2 separate regions of the Homo sapiens genome follow, and region 2 is linked to region 1. A link is an interaction called in ENCODE POLR2A ChIA-PET data of the cell type or tissue named here. Cell type or tissue: GM12878. All regions are shown on one strand. Links, peaks and the distances in the headings refer to the core of each region. The heading gives the core; the rest is flanking DNA. Region 1 has its middle 37 kb from the start of NOL4. Region 2 overlaps NOL4 (nucleolar protein 4).

Evidence for each region. Peaks named below come from ENCODE experiments on the same cell type or tissue, not always from the same donor. Only the 100,000 strongest peaks of a DNase experiment are listed, where the experiment ranks them.
Region 2: POLR2A ChIA-PET joins it to region 1 with 8 read pairs; 2 of 35 experiments call an interaction of 5 or more read pairs at or near these places.

The regions. Positions count from the first base shown.
Region 1 is chr18:34,255,971-34,268,626 of GRCh38, reverse strand. No RefSeq gene overlaps it. Among named protein-coding and RNA genes, the nearest start is that of NOL4, 37 kb to the right of the region's middle. In GM12878, for the core only: no CTCF peak of the experiment used is centred there; a DNase peak (open chromatin) is centred at 6,077.
Region 2 is chr18:34,146,403-34,159,058 of GRCh38, reverse strand. The region is part of intron 1 of NOL4 (nucleolar protein 4); the gene reads left to right. Among named protein-coding and RNA genes, the nearest start is that of NOL4, 72 kb to the left of the region's middle. In GM12878, for the core only: no CTCF peak of the experiment used is centred there; a DNase peak (open chromatin) is centred at 5,148.

The DNA of each region.
Region 1 (12,656 bases), core at 2,796-10,795:
TTCTCCACAGTTTCATGATCAGCAGATGCTCTGTCACCAAAAATCTTTGAAAAAATTAATGTTATGTCTTTTTTAAAATTTCTTCATGCAGCCTGTTGGATATTTACAATTCCCTTCAGTCTTCAGTTCATGGTGATAGATTTTTGTTGCTTCATGTCTAGCATACGATTAAGGTACATGTATTAACTGTGATGCTGATGGATCCACTCTTTGAATACACAATTGAGATCTTCATTTTTAGGTTTATGTGGTTTAAAAAATTGTTTTTTCATTAACTTCTCTTCATCAATTTCAGCATAGAACTTTAGCAGTTTATTCTTCTGTTTCTTCATGTCACACATGGTGGTCATTCCAACACCATACTCTTCTGAGATGTTTCACACTTATGCCACTGTCCAGATTCTCCAACAGCTTGACTTTCTGTGCTATAGATAAACATAAATGCCGCCTCTTTTTGTTATCACAGTAGTATCTGCAGGCCTTTTTAACATCTCAACAATACTCTTATACTACAGAATAGAGAATAAACAACAAAACAAAACAACACAAAACACAACACAACACAAAACAAAAAACAACACAACACACACAAAACAGTGAGTAATACATTAGGTCTTGGTCCTATGTGGGGCATTGGGGAACCTGCTGTTGGTATGACCAGCCTGCAAACATGCTGTTTTGTTACCGTTTGTGCATGTGTTCCCTGGGGGAATCTCACAGCTAAAGGAAGCTGAGACGGTCTTTTATCCCTTGGAGGCACTAAACAAACTGTGTTGTGCATCTATATTTTGTGACTCATCACATAAAGTCAGGTGTAAAATTTTCCACTTTTGGTGTCATGTCAGTATTCAAGGAGTTTTGGATTTTGGAGCACTTCAGATTTCAGATTTTAGATTAGGGATGCTTAATCTATATGGTAATTTTAAATATATGATGATGTTTGCATTAGTCAGAGTTTTCCAGAGAAACATAATGAAGAGGATGTGTAGATAGATAGATACATATCTATACAGATATATCTCTATGTGTATCTATAAATAGATGTATATATATGTATACATATACATGTACACACACAGAGATTTATTGTTGGGACTTGGCTTTTATGATTATTATATTAGTCCGTTTCATACTGCTGATAAAGACATACCAGAGACTCAGCAATTTACAAAAGGAAGAGGTTTAATTTGACTCATGTGGCTGGGGAAGATCTCACAATCATCGCGGAAGGTAAAAGGCACTTCTTACATGGTGGCAGCAAGACAGAATAAGGAAGATGCAAAAGTGAAAACCCCTGATAAACCCACCAGATCTCGTGAGACTTATTCACTACCACAAGAACAGTATGGGGGAAACTGCCCCCATGATTCAAATTATTTCCCACTGGGCCCCTCCCACAACACATGGGAATTATGAGAGTACAATTAAAGATGAGATTTGGGTGGGGGCACAGCCAAACCATATCATTCTGCCACTGGCCCCTCCAAATCTCATGTCCTCAACAGTTCAAAATCAATCATGCCTTCCCAACAGTCCCCCAAAGTCTTAACTCATTTCAGCATTAACTCAAAAGTCCACAGTCCAAAGTCTCATCTGAGACAAGGCAAGTCCCTTCCACTTATGAGCCTATAAAATCAAAAACAAGCTAGTTACTTCCTAGATACAATGTTGGTACAGGTATTAGGTAAATACAGCTGTTCCAAATGGGAGAAATTGTCCAAAACAAAGGGGTTACAGGGCCCATGCAAATCCAAAATCCAGCTAGCTGGGTAGTCAAATTTTAAAGCTCAAAAATATTCTCCTTTGACTCCAGGTCTCACATCTAGGTCATGCTGATGCAAAAAGTGGGTTTCCATGGTCTTGGGCAGCTCTGCCCCTGTGGCTTTGCAGGGTACAGCCTCTCTCTCAGCTGCTTTTATGGGCTGGCATTGGGTGTCTGTGGCTTTTCCAGGTGAACAGTGCAAGCTGTCAGTGGATCTACCATTCTGGGGTCTGGAGGATGGTGGCCCTCTTCTCACAGCTCCGCTAGGTGATGCCACAGTAGGTGATGCTCTGTGTGTGGGGGCTCCAACCCCACATTTCCCTTCTGCACTGCCCTAGCAGAGGTTCTTCATGAGCACCCCGCCCCTGCATTAAACTTCTGCCTGGGCATCAAGGCGTTTCCGTACATCTTCTGAAATCTAGGTGGAGGTTCCCAAACCTAAATTCTTGATTTCTGTGCACCCACAGGCTCAACACCACATGGAAGCTGCCAAGGCTTGGGGCTTCCACTCTCTGAAGCCATGGCCCGAGCTGTGTATTGGCTTCTTTCAGCCACGGCTGGAGCAGCTGGGATACTGGGCACCAAGTCCCTAGGCTGCACACAGCATGAGGACCCTGGTCCCAGCCCATGAAACCATTTTTTCCTCCTGGGCCTCCAGGCCTGTGATGAGAGAGGCTGTCATGAAGGTCTCTGACATGGCCTGGAGACATTTTTCCCAGGATCTTGGGGATTAACATTAGACTCCTTGCTACTTATGCAAATTTCTGCAGCCAGCTTGAATTTCTTCTCAAAAAATGCTTTTATTTTTCTTCTGCATCATCAGGCTGCAAATTTTCTGAACTTTTATGCTCTGTTTCCCTTTTAAAATGGAATGCTTTTAACAGTACCCAAGTCACCTCTTGCATGTTTTTCTGCTTAGAAATTTATTCCACCAGATATCCTAAATCATCTCTCTCTAGTTCAAAGTTGCACAAATCTCTAGGGCAGGGGCAAAATACTGTCAGTCTCTTTGCTAAAACATAACAAGAGTCACCTTTGCTCCTGTTCCCAAAAAGTTCCTCATCTCCGTCTGAGACCACCTTAGCCTGGACCTTATTGTTCATACCACTATCAGCATTTTTGTCAAAGCCATTCAACAAATCACTAGGAGGTTTCAAACTTTCCCACATTTTCCTGTCTTCTTCTGAGCCCTCCAAACTGTTTCAACCTCTGCCTGTTACCCAGTTCCAAAGTCAATTCCACATTTTTGGGTATCTTTTCAGCAACACCCCACTCTACTAGTACCAATTTACTGTATTAGTCTGTTTTCATGCTGCTGATAAAGACATACTCAAGACTGGGGAATTTTCAAAAGAAAGAGGTTTAATTCGACTCAGTCCTACGTGGCTGGGAAGGTCTCACAATCATGGCAGAGGATGAAAGGCACTTCTTACATGGCAGCAGCAAGAGAGAATGAGAAAGATGCAAAAGCAGACACCCCTGATAAACCCATCGGATCTTGTAAGACTTATTCACTACCATGAGAACAGTATGGGGGAAACCACCCCCATGATTCAATTATCTCCCACTGGGTCCCTCCCATAACACATGGGAATTATGGGAGCACAATTCAAGATGAGACTTGGGTGGGGATACAGAGCCAAAACAAATCAATTATGGAAGCTTGTTCAGTCCAAAATCTGATGAAGGAAGCTGGCAGGAAGGAGACTAAGGAAAAATATCAGAGGTCAAATTCAACTGCAGTCTGCTGGTAAACCAGAAGGAGTCAATGTTGAAGTTCAAGTCAAAGACTGTGTGCTGGCAGTATTTCCTCTTGCTTGGGGGAGGTCAGCCTTTGTATTACTCAGACCTTTAACTGATTGAATGAGACCCATCCATATTATGAAGGGCAATTTGCTTTACTGAAGTTTCACTGATTCAAATGTAAATCTTATCCAAAAATACACTCACAGACACCAAGAATAAAGTTTAACCAAATAACCAGGCACTGTGGCCCAGTCCAGTTGTTATTATTCTTAGCAGATGCCTGCAGAACTACTTAATGATAAAGTATCATGATACCAATAGCTCACTTCAAAATGATTGAGAATATACACACACACGTATATGTAATATATATACCTTCATATAAACACGCACACACATAGTAAAATTTCAGCAATTGTTTATTCTGAGCACTAGGTATAGCAAGTTATAGCTTAAGAATCTTTTTTTAATCTAAACTTTTTATTTGGTCCTTTGAAGGGATTTTTGTTTTCGTGTTTGTTTTTGTATGTGTACTTTAAGATATACCTAGAGTACATAATAGGCAATATTAATTTTATTTTTAACTATTATTCATAAATGGTTGAGGATTATAATTCATCTAATTATTTTTGGCAATTTGCTATTTCTTTTGGAAAATAAATTGCCAAAACCCAGTGTGAACTTATCTTTTTCACAAAGTATGAAGTTAATGTTTTCATAATTTAGACTCTAGTTTATTAGAATAATTTGTAACTACATTATAATACATGTTCAAAGCATGTGCTTGTGATTATATTAATGTTATCAATCTTTCAATAACTGTTTTCATTAATCATATTTCATTTGTTAGTATATATAGGAGTTAGTTACTTTTATGCATTGTTTAAAAGTAGCAAAATTACATAATATTTTGAATATTTATTGTATTTATGTATCCAGGAATTTAACTCTTTTTATTATAAATAAATGATGTTTATTCCACTTTGGATCTTTTCACATGAGCATCTTTGTCATCTTTTTTTCTTACTTTTCTACTAATGGGGGAATATAACATTAAAAATCTGGCAATTAATGAAACAATGAGAAAAATCAATAAAAGTTAACATTAAAAATTTTCCTGAAGAATAATAATTTTTGTCTCTAGATATTACCCTGTTGCATGTTTATAGCTATCATTATGTGGAAATACTAACTTCTCTGCTAAAAGTACAAAATTCAATTACTTTTAAATTCCGATTAATCATTTTAGACATACGTAAATGACCTAAATGATATCCAAGTCTTAGTTAAGACAAACACATTAAGATTTAGTAATGAAGGACCGAAATAATACATTTCTTGTTATTTTCTACTTCAAATCTATGCTGTCAATTGGTCTTTTATTCTTCGACATATTTTATTAAAACTATATTTTGGTTTGCAAGAGATTAACTATCTTGGCCAGGTGCAGTGGCTCGTGCCTGTAATCCCAGCACTTTGGGAGACTGAGGCAGGCAGATCACAAGGTCAGGAGATAGAGACCATCCTGGCTAACATGGCGAAACCCCGTCTCTACTAAAAATTACAAAAAATTAGCTGGGCATGATGGCACGTGCCTGTAGTCCCAGCCACTCAGGAGGCTGAGGCAGGAGAATCGCTTGAACCTTGGAGGCAGAGGTTGCAGTGAGCCAAGATGGTTCCACTGCACTCTAGCCTGGGCGACAGAGTGAGACTCCTACCTCAAAAAAAAAAAAAAAAAAAAAAAAAAAAAAAAAAAAAAAAAGAGAGAGAGAGAGATTAACTATCTTAAAACAATCAATTATACTCTAGGAGAGACTAATGGAACACAATAAATTTAAACAATATATTTCACGTTTTTTTATGCTTATTCTCTTTATAATTCAACTGAGGCACTTAAAACCTTCAAAGGAAAAACATCCCAATTAGCAGTAAAGTCATCTCTCCTCTCTAGGAATATCTGGAAAGCAGAATTCTGGGTTAACATACTTTATTCAAATAGGTTCCCTTTTCCCCAGAGAAGAAACAATTTTTGGTGAATATTTTAGTTTCACCCTCACTTTTTAATTTCTCATTAAAACTGTGACACATTATAAAAACTCCTATTTATGAAAAAGAATGAAATTTACATATTTTAATTCACATACTTTTGAAACAGTCAACATTCTTAAGCAAAAATCTTTACACATAAGTTTAAAGCAAAACAAAACCTTAATCAGCTACTAGTGTAGTTTTCTTAGAGTTTTTGAAAGTCCAACATGGGAGCAATTTTAGACACTATTTCCAATCTAATAATTAATATTACCAAGAGTTTAGAAGCAAGAGGATGTTTTAAGTAATGGGAAAAAGCCTGGATTCCAGAGTCAGAATAGCTATTTGACATTAAGAATGCACTCATCTCAATGTTCTCATTTCTTTAAAAAGAGACAAAATATTACCAACATTTCCTACATGTTGCTTTACTACTTAACTTGGCAATGACTTAGGATTTCATTCAACACTAAAGCACTCAAGTTATTCTTGGTTAATGTTTACCTTACTACTGTCCCTGAGGCTTTCACTCAGGGAAAGTAGAAGCAGCCTCTACTTCATTCTCTGCTTTCACTATTACTCCAATCCTATTCACTTTTTTCTAAAGACAAAGTTCTCTGAGGTCCAACCCAACTTTTTATTTTAAACAGAACTGCAATTCCCAAAATGTTAATCTTGTTATCATAGATGAGCACTTACTAGGCTTGTACATTCTATTTAATGGTTTTCTTATATAGATATACCGAGATTTCCCTAAGTCAAGCTCTGTGCACTACATAGCGACATGATTAACTTTCCTTACTTAGGACAAATTTAGACAGTTGTACATTAGCTAATGTATGAATGTTTTATAGTGCTGTCAACCAGTGGTGATTGCATATCCACCAACAACTTAATTTTGCCAGAATTGTCATTGTTATACAAGTGTTTGTCTAATTATTTCAATAATCTAGTGAACTGATTTTTATTGAATTGCACGTGTAGGCTCAGTTCTATTTCAGGCACAAGGGCTTCAACAAAAAAGAAAACAAGATTAAACACAAATAAACAAAACTCTTGCCCTTGTGGAGCTTACATGTTATTACACTTTGTTCTCTTCTAAAATAAAAATGAGAGGGAAAAAACCCAGAAAAATAAAGAAAGCTTGATTATGAGAAATGTAAGACACACAATTTTACATAATTGCAACAAATTAGGTGGCAATAGTGGAAAATTTTATACCTGGATGGAAGCTCTTTGGGTTGACTATGTTCAACTATGAGTTAAATAGCAAAATTAAAGATCCAAAATTCTGGAAATATACAACTGTCCAAATGAAAAACAATAAGGACTTTACAGTACTTTAGACTGTAATTTATTTTTCAAAGAGGTATGGGTTAGCAATTCTGAAACTGTCTATTTTAGCAATGAACAAATATATATATATTATACACACACACACACACACACACACACACACACACACACACACACAGTGGAAAATGAGAGCCAGATATTTTTATGGAAAGTAGTTACCAATAAGGAAAGGGTTAAAATTTAAAATAAACATGGATGCAGGTAAGTTTGTATACATATATTTATGAGCTTTCTCCATTGACAGTGTCTGGAAGAAAGGACAATTTAGTAGCATAAGCACAATTACTTTTACTGCCCAGATCTTGGGTTCTAAATATCATTCTTTAGTAAAACAAACCTGTGTTTTGAAGAAATGGCTGTTTCCAAAATTGGGACAAAGAAAGTAAAAAATGAGCCTTGAATACTTTTTTGGGCCAGAAAGTAAAGACATGCTCAGAAAATGATGAAAGTATTTTGAAAGGACACTGTAGCCAATTTGAGGTACCCAGTGGCTGTATCTGGTTCAATTTGAGCAATAAAATAAGTGACAGTGATGGAGTATAGCCAGTAGAATAAAATAATTTTCTGCGAGTTTATACTAGTATAGTTATTATAATTGAATGAAATCTTAAAGGGGAAGAAAGAATATCTCTTAATTACTGTAGAATTCCATTTAACAAGTGCAGAAGAAATGATACATATATTTTTAAATCACCATTTGTTGTAATCACCATTACAGTGATACTTGTTGTAGACAAGAATTGTCAATGAATTTTTTTAAATTAATGGGAAAAGTATCATGAGAAAGAGAATCTCTGTAATTTCAAAGCATTTCTCCCATGAGATACTTATTATTTATAAAGGGGAAAATAGTAACCTTACAATGGAGAAATCTGGCAGACATTATCTGAACCAAGTAATCAAAGCTAACAGCACCCATAATAGCACATTGATATGATCCTCAGAAGGGCATGTATCATTTCAATGTTATTCTTCCCCAAAATGCATAAGTTGAATTTAACCATAAGAAAACATTAGACAAACCTAAGTTGAAGGACATATTACAAAGTAACTGGCTGGCTGGCATTCTTCAAAAAAGTCAAGACCATGAAAATCAAAGAGACAAAGAACTATCCAAAATGACAGGAGACTAAGATACCATCTCACGCCACTTAGAATGGCGATCATTAAAAAATCAGGAAACAACAGATGCTGGAGAAGATGTGAAAAAACAGGAACACTTTTACACTGTTGGTGGGACTGTAAATTAGTTCAACCATTGTGGAAGACAGGGTGGCAATTCCTCAAGGATCTAGAACTAGAAATACCATTTGACCCGGCAATCCCATTACAGGATATATATCCAAAGGATTATAAGTCATTCTACTATAAAGACACATGCACATGTATGTTTATTATGGCACTATTCACAATAGCAAAGACTTGGAACCAACCAAAATGCCCATCAATGATAGGCTGGATAAAGAAAATGTGGCACATATATGGAATGGCACACCACAGAATACTATGCAGCCATAAAAAAGGATGAATTCATGTCCTTTGCAGGGACATAGATGAAGCTGGAAACCATCATTTTCATCAAACTAACACAGGAACAGAAAACCAAACACCACGTTATCTCTTGTAAGTGGGAGCTGAACAATGAGAACACATGGACACAGGGCGGGGAACATAACACACCGGGGCCTGTTGTGGGGTGGGGGGCTAGGGGAGGGACAGCAAGAGGAGAAATACCTAATGTAGGTGATGGGTTGATGGGTGCAGAAAACCACCATGGCACGTGTATACCTATGTAACAAACCTGCATGTTCTGCACATGTACCCCAGAATTTAAAGTATAATTTTTTTTTAAAAAAAGGAGAAAACCTTAAGCAAGTTTAAAAAAAAAGAAGAAGACATGACAACTAAATACAGTGTGCAATCCTGGTTTACATCTTGGGTTAGAAAAAGGACATTTATGGGATAATTGGTGAAATTTAAATATCTATAGTTTAATAGCATTTTCAACTTTCCAGTTATGATAATTACCCTATGGCTATTGTAAATATTAATTTGGGGTCTAAGCTAAGTCATGGCTATGTTGGAATTCTTTGTGCTATTATTACAAATATAAAATCATTTCAAAATAAAGAGGTTAAAAATTAATATTTAATATAAAGTATCTCAATTTAAAAACATTTTATCAATTGAAATGAAGCTTTTCCTTCCAATCCAATAAGACTCAAAACTTGTAAATCTTTCATTCTATATTCACCCATTCAAATTTTTGTATGATTTTAGGAGCTCATTTTGTGACTCTTGGAGAGAATCTCTAGAGTAATAAAATCATTAAAAATGACTAATTGAGTAATGTCTTTTTTTTTTACAACAGGTACAAAGCTAACAGACAATTTAATTGTCAAATTATAACTGGACTAGATAATTACGGTTAAACATTACTGCTGATCAGTGGTTTTTAAACTCAAGAGGGCATCAGAACCTCTTGGAGGGTTGGTTAAAAATGAAGACTCCTTGGTGCCAAACTTCTGAGTTCTTAATTCAGTAGGTCTGGGGTGGGGCCTAAGAATTTGCACTTGTAAAAATTTTCTAGGTGAGGCTGACAGGGCTAGTCCTGGGGACTACAAATTGACAATCATTGGCCTAAATATTAATTTGAAATTGTAAGATCAATGTGTCACATCTCTATTGCTTCCAGTGTATACAGTTAAATATATAGATGAATAAAAAGACTCATTCTAACTCCATTTTGACCCAATTACTAATCCAGAATATAAATATTTCAAAACATCAAACAATTTTCATTATAATGTTGAAGCATCTTTTATTGACCCAGGTCCCCAAAATCTAAAACTTTTTTGTGACTTTTGATTTTAAATCTGATATGTAAAACACTTGGGAATCACCACTCTTCTAATTACATCAAGAAAAACGGAGAAAAAAAAAATCAATGACTTATTTTTGGACTAATCAGAGAATTGAAGTTGCAGGGCAAATCACTTTTCTGAAATCTGGAGAGAAAGACATATCCAGCCAGGTGCAGCTAGTATGTGCTAACTGGAACAGAAGTCACTGGAATCCTAAACTGATCAAAACACTTAAATATTAATTTTGATGTATTCATGGAGACTGAATGTGGACTAGTTTGAGAGAGAAATTCATGAGGGTGCAGAGCGAGGTGGTTCCCCTTACTCTCCTGGTTGTTTCCTCTAAGAATCTCACTAAGTTCTCAAGATGAAGATCCAAGAAAGATATCCTCAAAGATCTAGCAGGGGCTGGGAAACAGCAATCATTGTGTACTACGGCCGAAGCCTTCCTCAAAACAAAGGCTTACCTCTGGAGTAAAAGAACTTGCCAGAGCCTTATCGCAGGCTCCCTGGGGGAGGGGTCGCTGCCTGATTTCATCTCCCTCTAGCTTCTCTGTCTAACCTAAGGGGCAGGATTGGGGAATAATTAGTAGGGGGTCAGAGTTTCAGGGAAGGCAGTGTGTAGCAGGAGGAAATAAAAAGCTATACCACTGGAAAGCACTTTTGATGGTCACAGCTTGAAAACACATGCTGAGAAAAAAATGAGATTTTATTTAAAAATTATAGAAAGGCCCCTCACCCACTTCCTTGTATAATACCAATAGGGGTCCAATATAATATCAGTAATTATAGCTGAGAAAGCTGAAAACACAGACTATCTCTGAGATGTAGTACTTAAAGAAGACCAAAATTAAGAGGTGAGACAAAAACAAGGACACTAAAGGATTATGAAGTCTCTGCCATTTGTAACTACAGTAAACATTAAATATAGCCTCACTTCTACCCAGATGAGCATAACTCCTTACTCACATTAAAGTTTATTTATGTTAGTTCCTATTGCCTGACACATGTCTAGTTTTCAACAAAAAATTGCAAGGCATGCTAAAAGGCAATAAAAAATGCAGTATGAAGAGTCAAAGCAATTATTAGAATAGGCTTAGATATGATCAAAATGTTGTAATTGTCAGACATAAAATGTAATATAATTATCATGATTATGTTAAGTGCTCTAATGCAAAAAAATAGAAAACATGCAAAAAGACAGATGTAAGCAGGGAGATAGAAACTCTATGAAGCAAAGAGAAGTGTTAGAAGTAAAAAACAATGTACCAAAAATAAAGAAGGTTTTCGATGGATTATCAGTAGAATGAACATATTGAGAAAAGAATAAGTAAACTTGAAAATATGTCAGTAAAATCTTCCCAAACTGAAATGCAAAAAGGAAAAAAAAACAGAAAAGAGAAGAAAAAAGGAAAAAAGAAGCAATGATAAAAACATAACAGAACATCCAAGGACTGTAGGACAATATTGCAACGATTAAACATACCCATTGTTAGAATACCAGAAAGAGAAGAAAAAGATAATGTATCAAAAGAAATATTTGAAGTAACAAGGCCAAGAAATGTTCAAACTAATGAGAGACAAACAATTCAAGTAGCAGGAAGCTCAAGGAACACTAGCAGGATAAACACAAGAAACAAACAAAAACAACCCCCATATATCTATCCGTATCATATTCAAACTGTAGAAAAACAAAGACAAAGACAACATCTTGAAAAAAGCCAGAGGGTGAAAACATATCTATTTATACATTAACAGGGATAGAAATCATAACAAACATCTTGTCAGAAATCAAGCGAGTAAGAATAATGTGAAAGAAAAGTGTTTAAATCTTGAAAGAAAAAAATCTACACACTTAGAATTCTATATCCAAAAAAACTGTCAATTAAAGCAAAAGAGAAATACTTTCTCAGATGAACAAAAACTCAGGTCATTCAATACCACTAGACCTTCCTTTCAAGAAATATTAAAATAAATTTTTTATAGGGAAAGAAAATGACATAAGTCAAAAACTCAGGTCTATATAAAGAAAGAAAGAATGTTAGATAAGGAATAAAATAAGGTAAAATAATATTTTCTTTGACTTATTCTTTGCTGATCTAAAAGATAACCATTGGCTGGCTGATTCTTAGCTGATCTAAAATATAATCATTGTTTAAAGCATTATTAATGTATTGAGGTATTATAGCATATGGATACATTAAATGAATAATGGTTATTGCAACAAACGACCTCAGTTTTTAAAATATATTTTAATCATCCACTTTCTTTTTCTTTCTTCCCTTCCCTCTTACCCTTTTATTTCTTCCCTGTCTAGATACTCCCTTCTGGCAATCCATGCTTACCTAATTAAATTTTTGTTTTAGAAATTTCAGTGGCTAATCTTGGAACAAACCAGGCATGGAGCCCCAATTGCAGAAGCTTCCTGCTAAGGGGAATTGCCAGGCTGAACCAAAGATAACACCAACCAGACTTCTAGATGGGCAATTACCAAAGACAGCCATCAGAACGAAGACACACAGACCCTGCAACCTGCACCACTCCCATGCCTCCTGTACCAAATTTGCCTTTACAAACCCTATGGAAAATTTTGAAATTTAAGATGTTATTTGAGAATGCTAGTTCATCATCTTGGTTTACTGGCTCTCTGATTAAACTTGCTCTTCCTTGCTCCAACCCTCACTTCTCATGTCTTGTTGTCAAGCAGTGAGCAGCCCAACCTAAGTTCAGTTAGAAATTCAGTGCCCAAATGTGGGGCTGCAGTTTGGGTGGTCTAGCCTGCTTGGTTTCCAAAGGATGGAGCAATTTACTACAGCAGTGTGCCAGGGCTTACCCATTTATGCTACCAGGCAGAGCAACAGATGCTCATGAGTGCCAGCTACTCATGGTTAGGTGACTTC
Region 2 (12,656 bases), core at 2,126-10,125, 110 kb after region 1:
TCTCTTTTGCCCCAGCATCTCTTCCAGGGACTCTAACCCAGCAGCTGCCACCGCTTGTCTCCCACAAACAGGAAGTGAGAGGGCAGACGTCCAACATTTGTCCTTGTTCCATTACCATGCCTGCCTTTATTTGGCTTTCCATTCTACATTTTGTATCTCAGCATCTTCCAGAGTAAATGGTCTAGAGGATGGAAAACGCTTCCTTTTATACCGTCTGCCACGCCTCTTCTATTAGCAGACAGCTGGTTTAATTCTACAAAACACTGTCCTGGGCCCTATTTAATTATCAGAAGAAATATATTTTAAAAGTAGCGTGTTTCTTGTATTACAGCAGATATGTAGAATCCCTAGTTTTCATTAGAAGGATATATAGCTATTTATAGGAATGTTCTCTTGCTGCTAAGCACCCCTGAAATAAACACTTTTTGACAAATGAGTAGAACAATTCTGTGTCAGGATATCTGGGATACATAGTACGTAAAAACGAGCTGTTTAGAAACCCCTTCTTTTCCCATCTCATTTCCAGTTCTATATGCCAGTGCTAAAATCTCTTTTCTGGGCTCTAATCCATCTGTGTTTGAGGTCAGTTTTTGACTTTGCAAGGGGATTTATTTCCACATGGCTCTGTTTTTGAACTCGAGGGTGGGGGGTAAATTAAATATTCGACTACTTACACTCAGCTCAGGTGCAAGATTTAGTGCATAGATGCATCTCTACTGACTACCGACGTAAATGCACTTAGTAAAAAAGACTCTCCCTGATTAGAGCAAATGGAGGCATCTGTGATCTTGAATTGCCAGCCATACCCTGGCAGGCTCTGTGAACTACTGTTGGTCACAACCCCTTGCTCTCAAATTTCTTTTCTGTTGAGTGTATATATGGTAAAGCTTTCATTCTCTGAAAGCACCCCGGTAGCTTTTGCTACTGATAATCATGAGTTTCCTTACATAGTTCTGCAAGTTTGAATAGACAAGCCTTTTCAGCTGACTTTGATACTACCTCTTTAGAAAATCCCAACAATGCAAGATAACTATTTCTTTTTTTTAAAGCTGATAGGTGGGATACTTAATAATTTCATTTTGTCACACTTTCTGTGTCATGGTGTTTTCAAAGCCACTAAAAGAGATTTTGATATAGTGCAAGCCCTAGGTAAAGCTATGAATTCGAAACATGTTTATCTTCAATGTCCTATCTACCCTGTTCCTACCTCTCCCAAAGGTCACCTGGATTCCTAAATACCAAATCGAATGGTCCCTTTCATTTGTCATCCTACTTAACCTCTTATAAGAATTTGACGCTCTTGATCTAACTTCTCATTTTCCTTGATAATCTCTTCCCATCTTCTTGTGCTCTCTGACCTATTTGAAGGTCCCTTCTCAGTCTTTTTACTTTTCTCTTTTCCTTTTTTGATACTGTATTTTGATCTGCTTTTTTTTTTCATTCTGCATATTTTCCTGGGCCTTTTCATCCACATCAATTGTTTTATCTGCCATCTTATTTTCTTGTCTTCTAAATCTGTGTTATCTTGTGCAAACTTTTCTCTGAGCTCTAGACCTTTTTTCTGAGCTACTTCATGGACAATTCTATATATCTTACCTGCAGGCATCTCAAATTCAACCTGTGACTCACTGAACTATTTTCCTATCCAAAATTTGATTTTCTTATTGTATTTTCTATCTCAGTTAATGACCCTATGCCCCTACTTACACAAGATCAGAAGCATGAGGGCCATTTATTGAGGTATATATTTATCTAATGAAATTTTCTTACTGGCATCTACCATATGCCAGACAGTGTCATGAAGCTTAATTCTAGTAGAAAAGAAAGATTAATGTATTTATGACCAAGTAATATAATTCCAGCTTTTGGTAAATTCTACTACAGAAATAAGCCAGGTGTTATATGATAAAGAAGAGCTGAGAAGAGTACTCTACACAGGATGGTCCAAAAAAGTTTTATGTGTTAAACCAAAATGAAGAATGAGAAGAAGCCAAACATGTAAGTTGCTGGAGAAAAAAAACATGTCAGGCAGAGATAATAGCAGTCACAAAGATCCTGCAGTGGGGGAGGGCCTCCTGTATTCAAGAAAATGACGTAAAAGCCAATATACGTGATGAGAAGGGGACAGTGGGGTGTAGTGAGTGTGGGAAGGAGGCAGGGGACAGATTTTGTATGACTCTGTGGGCCATGATGAGGAATTTGGATTTTATACTATGTGCAGCAGGAAGCCATTGAATGTTTTTATTAAGAGTGGCTGAACTGTTTCATACTTATAGATGATCATTAGGCTGTAGGGTGGAGAATGAATTGGAATGGTGACAGTTTGGAAGTGGAGAGGATATTAATGACAATGGAAGTGTTCCGGATCAGCGATGACAGTGGTATGGAAGTAGAGAGGGAGACGAGTGAACAGACGTGAGGTATTTTCAGTGATCTTTTGTCTTTATCACTCACTATTGTGTGTCAGTCTCATTTCTGTCCTTAGAGCACTCCATGCCATATGGAGCTTTCCACATCCCAAGTCCTTACCGATAAATCCTATTTTTATGGTTCTTATACTTTTAGAACCTTAACTGAATGATAGTTACATGTTACCTGACAAGGAGAAGGTAGAGAACAATAGTTAAGAAAGTAGGCTCCAGAGTTAAGCTGCCTTGGTTCATAGCCATGCTCCAATGACTTACTAGCAGTGTCACTTGGGCAAATTGTTTAACCTTTCTGTTTCATTTTCTCCAGCTACAAAATAGGAATAACAGTAATAATAATTATTTACAGGATATTATGGGGATTAAATAATGCATATAACACACAGTATATGGCAAGTCTCAGTAAATTTTAGATTATGATGTTGCTGCTGATGGAAAATGATAGAGGATGTAAGATCTTACTCTGGTAAACATTTTAATATAATGCACGGGAAGTTCTGCAGCCTTTCCTTGTAACTTGTTAGTAAGACTAAGAATCAGAAGAGGAAAGGCATCATGTCTGGCATGGAAGGAAATGGGAAATATTCTGACAAACAGGCATCCAAAATAGTTGCTCATCAAATCTCCCTTCTTGGGGAAACCCTTCTATAGGAAAGCATTTTCTGTTCCTTTCTGATTTCTTAATCTTGCTTTCTTTGAGCCTGCATTAAATCATTTTGTTTTTCTTGTTACAGTGATTAGAAAGAAAATGGATATGAAGTTTTTAATCATGACAAGAATAATAGAATACCTTTAAGCTGGAAAAAGTTGAGACTTGCTACTACTTGGTGATTTTCTTTATGTCTTGCTAATTCAATAGGAAACACTCCTTAGTACAATCTTGTCCTGCATAATAATGTTTTGGTCAAGGATGAGTAGTGTATATGATGATGGTCTCATAAGATGATAATACTATATTTTACATACCTTTTCTATATTTAAATATATAAATACCCACTGTATTAAAATTACCTACAATATTCAGTACCGTAACATGCTGTATAGGTTTGTAACCTAGAAGCAATATACCATGCAGCCTAGGTGTGTAGTAGTCTATGCCATCTATGTTTGTGCAAGAACACTCTATGATGTTTGCATGATAAGGAAATCACCTAACAGTGCATTTCTCAGAATATATCCCCCTCATTAAGCAATGCATGACTGTAATTCCAAACTTCAGTTTTCCTGCATTCACAACTAAGCCAATATTGACTGCCTTGTTTTATCAAGTTATTAGTATCCTTCATGAATGGTCTGTATCTCATAATTTTCCAACTCAGTTATCAAGGTTTCTCTGATTTATTGAATAAATCAGTGATTCTTTATAAAATATACCTTTCAACATTTTTCTTTCTTTTCATTGTTGTTTTCCTCTGTCTAAATTAGATTCTCATATTTTTCAAATATATATATATATGTTACATTTTTAACATCTCTCTGACCAACTTTCACGTATTTGTGGCAGATTTATTTTTTCGAAGTATGGAGCTACTCTTGTCATCCTTTCATTCAAAAATTCAAAAACTCTTTACTAAGAAGAAAGTTACAAATTGGCAAAAGATTCGTATTCAGACTTTATAGAGAACTATAAGAAAAAGGGAGACCAGCCAATAAAATATTGGGCAAGTGACTAAGAGAGATATTCAACAAAAGAGGGCGTCTAAATAACTAATAAATGTAAGAAAGGATCCACAACCTCAGTAGTCATCAGAGAAATTAAAATTAAAACCACTATCCACACATGTATCAGAATGACAACAATGAAAGAGAATGCCATTCCAAAGAGTTTGTGAGAATGTTGAGCAATCAGAATGTTAGTATACTGCTAGAGAGACATTTAGTTAACACACCCACTTGGGAAAAACTATTTAGCACATTTTACAAAGATATATATATATATAGCAATAGTATATGACATGAGTGATGGGTGCACAAAAAAAACACGAATGAAACCGTTATAGCAGTATTATTTCTAATAGTTAAAAAACATAAATGACTCTAATGTTTTTCCTGAAAAAAATTGTTAAATAACTTATTGCATATTTTACTATGCAATACTATGCAACAATAAAAAAAGTACTTCTACACACTACAGCATGTATGAATCCCACAAACATAATGACATAACAAAATAGGCAACACGAGTCTATGTTGAGAAGCTAAGGTAGTAGCTATCTCTGGGGAGATAAGCAAGATTAGTGATTAAAAAACAGTCAAAGGGAGCTTGTAGGGGTGCTGCTACTCTTCTATTTCTGGAACTTGGTGATCCGTATGTGGAAGTGTTTAATGTGTACATTCATTAAACTTTATACTTATATTTTGTGCATTTTGTCTTAGTTATATTTCAATTATTTTTTTAAAGACTTGTCATTAACTACTGTATTAAGTCACTGTCTTCAGCCTCTGCCTGTTGGATTTTAACCTGTTTTCTGGCTGTTTCCTCTTACATCTTTGCATGTGTCTTACGTTTTCAACAGATTTGACTAGTAAATGAATTTTTCTTCATATTCATTGTTTTCATCCTTTTAGTAATGGAATCCTCTGAATGTTAGCTGGACACATGTCTGACTCCTTTTGGCCAATCTTCTGACTACATTTTCTAGCCTGCCTCAGCTCTACATATGGCTGTGTGATTAAGTTTGGGCCAGTTATTCATAGCAGAAGTAATGGGTCCGATTTACTTCCTGTATGTTACTTTCACTTTTACTTCCTGCTGGGAAATAGCAATGTCTGGGAAACCTTGGCAACCACATGTTCTAGATGGCAGAGCTACCATGCTGGCTGTGGATCACTGGACTGTTAGATGAAAGAGAAATTAATTTCTGTCTTATTTAAGCTATAATATTTTGAGGTTCCTTTATTACAATATAGTCTCTGTCTTAACACAGTTTGTTATAAATATTGCAATTCATATGTGTCTCTGTGCATTGATTTGGCTAATCACTCTTTCCAGAGATGACCTGACCTACTGAAATGATCTCCAAGAAGTGCCATATTCACTGATTTATATCTTGCAGTGCTTTCCATTTCTTAGATATCTGACCATGGGGAATGTATTCATTTATTTGAGTCTCAGCTTCGTTACCTGTGAAATGGGAATAATAGATAATTATTATGAACACTAAAGGAGTTAATACTTGTAAAGTGTTTAGCAGTCTGGAGTACATATTAAGCACTCAACAAATATTATTTTCACCTAATAGTTTTAATGTAAATAATTGATATGGAACTGAGCAATAGCACAACAAAGAAACTCAATGTACATTGGAAGAGGATATGAATTAAGGACATTTAAGAGACAATCATTTCATGATTCGAGCCTTCTAGAGATTTGTTATTATTTTATAAATATTGGAAATAGTGTAATGTTAATATAAATATACCTTATGACCAAGTAATTCTGCTCCTAGTGATGTATCGAAAAGAAATGAGTACATGGGTATATGAAAAATATAACGAAAATATTTATAGCAGCATTACCTTTAATAGAAACAACTGGAAACAACCCCGTTGTTTCCTACACATAAGAGCAAAACTAACTCTTAATTTTGGCAAATTTATTTTAACTGTCCCATGCTTCTCTTTCTTCTTAAAAATTGGTAATAATAGTTCCTGACTATTGATTACTTAAGAATATGACTTATCTATTACAATGTGATTTGGGGAAAAATTGCTAAAAGTCTCTAAGTTATTAAAAATAAATTGCACTTCTATTTTTAGTATTCCCTTTCAATTATCTTCTAGCAATTTTCTTTTGTCTAAGTACTTCCTTTAAGTCCCTTCATTAGGGTGGTAAATGTTTTTGGTGTGTTTGCCAGAAGAAAACCCTCTTTCTTGCACGATAATTTTTCTGATTATATAAATCTATATTTTTCAGCATTTGCCCTCAGAGTCGTGAAGCTATTATTGTATTGCCTTCTCACTTGGTGACTATTGAGAGGTTTGCTGTCGGACAAACTCTTGTTCCATAAGGGTGATCTGTCTCATCTTTCTGGCTGTTTTTTCTTTTAATATAATCAGTTTGTGGTTATCTGCAGTTTTATACATAGTAATGTATGCAAGAGTGAATTTTTGCAAACAAAATTATCCTGTGTAGGATTCACTGTGTTTCTTAAATCTGAGGTCTCATAGCTCTATTAATTTTCCTCCATTGTTTTCCCAAAAGATTAGACTATTTTGTTTTCAAACCAAGAGCCAAATAAACCTAAGACACATCACCTGGTCATGTCTATTTACAAGTAGTTCATTCATTCACTGCATGTGGACATTTTTTTAAGAGTCCTATTTTTACATGAACATTTCTGTTTCAAGTCTTGTGGCCCATTGCTCACATGACCCTAGAAATTTACCTGACTTTATCAACTCTGCATTTTAAACTATGCTTATTAGTCATTCTTTCTAGTTGTTTTATAATGGAAGATTTCTTTCTTTTTAAAAATAACATTAAAATAAGTTAATGTTTCATTTCCTATCCTTGGCAGATTTTTATTTTTCAATATGAATTGTTTTGAAAAAAAAGTTAATGATACATGCACTAAAAAGGGATACAAAGATTTCGTTATTATATTTTAATTTAATGTGAATTTTTCATTTTTTCAAATTGATCAAGCATAGTTTACAAAAAATTCCTTGAGCTGGTTGTCGGTCCACTAGAATAACTTTCCTCTGTTGCCGCACAGGACAGCAAGGCTTTCACTCCTCCAAAGAGTATATCCTTTTCCCCCTCTCATTTTAAATAGACTTCAGGTTTACAGCAATACTGAGCAAAAGTACAGAGTTTCCAGGTATCCCCTGCCCTCACAAGCTCATAAGCACCCCTGCTATCAACATCCTGCACCAAAGTGGTACATTGGTTACAATCAATGAAACTACATTGGCATATCATTAAAATCCAAAGTTTACATTAGGGTTAATCTTGGTTTTGTACATTCCATGAGTTTGGAAAAAGATGTATAATGACATGTATCTACCCATATAGTGTCATACAGAATAGTTTCACTGCCCTAAATATATGTTGTGCTTTGTCTATTAATCCCCCCCTTCCCATAAGCCCTGGCAACCACTGATCTTTTTACTGTCTCCTTAGTTTTGCCTTCTTCCAGAAGGTCAGATATTTGGAACCATATAGTATTTAGACCTTTCAGATTGGCTTCTATCACTCGATAATATGCATTTAAGATTCTTTCATGTATTTTCATGGCTTGATAGTTCATTTTTTAGTGCTAAGAAATATTTCATTGTCTGGGTGCACCAGTTTATTCACTCACCTACTGAAGGACATCTTGTTTGCTTCCAAATTTTGGCAATTATAAATAAAGCTGCTATAAACATCTGTGTGTAGGTGTTCTTGTAGACTTAAGTTTTCAACCTCTTTGGGTAAATACAAAGGTAGATGTTTGGTGGATCATATGACAAGAGTATGTTTAGTTTTATCAGAAAGTGCCAAACTTTCTTCCAAAGTGCTATAAAGTTTTGCAATCCTATGCACAATTAACGTTCTTTTTGCTCCATATCCTCACCAGCTTTTGGTGGTGTTAGTGTTTTGAATTTTGGCCTTTCTAATAGTTATGTAGTGGTATCTCATTCTTTTAATTTGCATTTTCTGAGTGGCATGTGATGTCGAGCATCTTCTTTGGTGAGGTGTCTGTTCAGATCTTTTGTACATTTTAAAATCAGTTTGTTTGTTTTCCTATTGTTGAATTTTATGAGTTATTTGTATATTTCAGATAACAGTCCTTTATCAGATTTTCTTCCAGTCTGTGGCTTGTCTTCTTCCAGTCTGTTGCTTGTCTTCTCCCTCTCTTGACTATGTCTTTCATGATCAGAAGTTTTGAATTATAATGAAGTCTAGCTTATCAATTCTTTCATTCATGGATCATGACTTTGGTGTTGTATCTAAAAAGTAGTCATATCCATGCCCAAGTCATGTAGATTTTCTCTTATTTTATCTTCTAGGACAAAAGTTGTATATATTTTTTGTATTTAACATTTAGTCTAGGATTCATTTTCAGTTTTCTTTTTGAACAATGTAAGTTCTGTGTCTAGACTCCTTTTTTCCACACGTGCATATCCAGCTGTTCTGCAATGTTTGTTAAAACTATCTTTTCTTCATTGTATTGCTGTTGCTCCTTTGTCAAAGATCAGTTGACTATATTTATGTAGGTCTATTTTTGGGCTCTCTATTCTATCCTACTGATACTCGTTTGTTCTGTTGCCAATACATACTGTCTTGATTACCACAGCTTTATAGTAAGCCTTGAAATTGAGTAGTGTTAGTCCTATGACTTTATTCTTCTCCTTTAATATTGTGTTGGCTATACTTGGTGCCTTTAAATTTCCTTCCACATTTTTTGAGGGCACTATTCTCAACATTTTCTTCATGTAATAGGCTTAGTCATATATTTGAAGGGTAACTAACACTTACAGATAACTAACATTTGTTGAGTACTTATTAAATTCTGGGCAAAATTCAATTAATCATAAATTAAACAGATATATTATATAATTATCATCATATTTTAGATGAGAAAACCAAGGCCCAGGGAAATGTAAGAAAATTCCCCAAGGCAACTTAGGTAGTAAATAGAGGAATACGATAGTCTGCCTCAAAGGGACATAATGTGGTATCACCTCCCAGTACCTACAGCATTAACTAACTTTCAGCAAGGAAATTCTTCAAATAAACCAGGTTATAGAGGTATAAATTCTACTTCAATTGAATATTTGCTGATTACGTACTATATACCAGGGACAATTCTAGGTATTCCATTTTCAAAATAATGATCACTAAGCATTTTCTCTTAATGAGTTCATTGTGTAGAGTGTCATATAGTGAACAGACAAGTTAAAATAAAATAGTAGCTTTCTCCAAAGGGTGCCACACTGGAATCAACCTAGATGGTCATCAACTGGAGAATAGAAAGACAAATTATGGCTTCATCATGCAATGGGATATTATTCATCAATAAAAACATAGGGTATGATGATAACAAAGTTTTGATATCTCTCTCACAGATCTTACTTGCTAAATCTTCATGTTTACTTCCTATTAAAACACTATCATAGCTATTCTGATTAATTTAGTAGTGAAAGAATAATCTTTCTTTCTAGGCTTCAAATCCTTTCCCTTGTATTTAGGTTAAAAATTCTTACTTTGTGGCCACGTGCACCCTAACAAAGTTACTAGTCCCAGAATTTTCCCAAAATAAAAGTCCTTTTATTTTCTGGGATTATTATTCACAAGATTGACCCTTATCTCTGAAGGCTTTAAAGATTTTTATTCTTTTGGCATTTCTTTCCAATATACTCATGTATTACAGATTGTTGGCTATGGACACCAGAAATATTTTGACCTATTTTTAATCATTAAAATCACTATGAATATTAGCATGTCTCAACCTAATTTTTATTTTCTTTGCTCTGCATCCTATCCCCAAAGCTATGAAAAGGAATTTACTGCTCTATCACACAATGATTATGCCTAATAATTAAGGGAAAATGCAGGAAGATGTAATTGTACTTCTCAATTGCAGTCAAACACTGAATTAGCCACAATAACTAAAAAAGATAGCTCAAATGATTAAATCTTCAGAGGAACCCTATATTTATATTAAATAATTCATTTCTCAAGGAAAAAATAGTTTGTATATATTTTTGCAAGAAGAGCTAACTATCCTAAATATATATGCACCCAATACAGGAACACCCAGATTTATAAAGCAAGTCCTTAGAGACTTACAAAGAGACTTAGACTCCCACACAATAATAGTTGGAGACTTTAATACCCCCCTGTCAATATTAGACAGATCAACAAGACATACAATTAACAAGGATATTCAGGATTGGACTCAGCTCTAGACCAAGCAGACCTAATAGACATCTACAGAACTCTCCACCTAAAATCAACAGAATATATTCTTCTAAGCACCACGTCTCACTTATTCTAAAACTGACCACATAATTGGAAGTAAAACACTCATCAGCAAATGCAAAAGAATGGAAATAATAACAAACAGTCTCTCAGACCACAGTGCAATCAAATTAGAACTCAGGATTAAGAAACTCACTCAAAACTGTACAAGTACATGGAAACTGAACAACCTGCTACTGAATGACAACTGGGTAAATAACGAAATTAAGGCAGAAATAAGTAAGTTCTTTGAAATCAAAGAGAACAGAAACACAATGTCCCAGAATCTCTGGGACACAGCTAAGGCAGTGTTTACAGGAAAATTTATAGCACTAAATGCCCACAGCAGAAAGCTGTAAAGAGCTAAAATTGACACCCTAACATCACAATTAAAAGAGCTAGAGAAGGAAGAGCAAACAAATTCAAAAGCTAGCAGAAGACAAGAGATAACAAAGATCAGAGCAGAACTGAAGGAGATAGAGACAAGGAAACCCCTTCAAAAAATAAATGAATCTAGGAGCTAGTTTTCTTTGAAAAGATCAACAAAATAGACAGATCGCTAGCCAGACAAACAAGAAAATAGAGAAGAATCAAACAGACACAATAAAAAATAATAAAGCAGATATCACCACTGATCCCACAGAAATACAAACTCCCATTGGAGAATACTATAAACACCTCTATGTAAATAAGCTAGAAAATCTAGAAGAAATGGATAAATTCCTGGATACATACACCCTCCCAAAACTAAACCGGGAAGAAGTTGAATCCCTGAGTAGACCAATAACAAGTTCTGAAATTGAGGCAGTAATTAATAGCCTACCAACCAAAAAGACCCAGGATCAGATGGATTCACAGCCAAATTCTTCCAGAGGTACAAAGAGGAGCTGGTACCATTCCTTCTGAAACTATTCCAAACAATAGAAAAAGAGGAAATCTTCCCTAACTCATTTTATGAGGCCAGCATCATCCTGATACCAAAGCCTGGCAGAGACACAACAAAAAAAGAAAATTTCAGGCCAATATCCATTATAAACATTGATGCCAAAATCCTCAATAAAATACTGGCAAACCAAATCTAGCAGCACATCAAAAAGCTAATCCATCACTATCAAGTTGCCTTCACACCTGGGATGCAAGGCTGGTTCAACATACGCAAATCAATAAACGTAATCCATCACATAAACAGAACCAATGACAAAAACCACATGATTATCTCAATAGATGGAGAAAAGGCCTTTGATAAAATTTAACACCCTTTCATGCTAAAAACTCTCAATAAACTAGGTATTGATGGAATGTATCTCAAAATAATAAGCTGTTTATGACAAACCTGTAACCAATATCATACTGAATGGGCAAAAAGTGGAAGCATTCCCTTTGAAAACTGACACAAGACAAGGATGCCCTCTCTCACCACTCCTATTCAACATAGTGTTGGAAGTTCTGGCCAGGCAATCAGGCAAGAGAAATAAATAAAGGGTATTCAAATAGGAAGAGAGAAAGTCAAATCGTCTATGTTTGCAGATGACATGATTGTATATTTAGAAAACCCCATCGTCTCAGCCCAAAATCTCCTTAAGCGCATAAGCAACTTCAGCAAAGTCTCAGGATACAAAATCAATGTGCAAAAATCACAAGCATTCCTATACACCAATAACAGACAAACAGAGAGCCAAATCATGAGTGAACTCCCATCACAATTGCTACAAAGAGAATAAAATACCTAGGAATCCAACTTACAAGGGATGTGAAGGACCTCTTCAAGGAGAACTACAAACCACTGCTCAAGGAAATAAGAGAGGACACAAACAAATGGAAAAACATTCCATGTTCATGGTTAGGAAGAATCAATGTCATGAAAGTGGCCATACTGCCGAAAGTAATTTATAGATTCAATGCTATCCCCGTCAAGCTACCAATGACTTTCTTCACAGAATTAGAAAAAAAAAAACTACTTTAAATTTCATAAGGAACAATATAGCCAAGACAATCATAAACAAAAAGAACAAAGCTGGAGGCATCACACTACCTGACTTCAGACTATACTACAAGGCTACAGTAACCAAAGCAGCGTGGTACTGCTACCAAAAGAGATATATAGACCACTGGAACAGAACAGAGGCCTCAGAAATAACGCCACGCATCTACAACCATCTGATCTTTGACAAAGCTGACAAAAACAAGCAATGGGGAAAGGATTCCCTATTTAATAAATGATGTTGGGAAAACTGGCTAGCCATTGCAGAAAACTGAAACTGAACCACTTCCTTACACCTTAT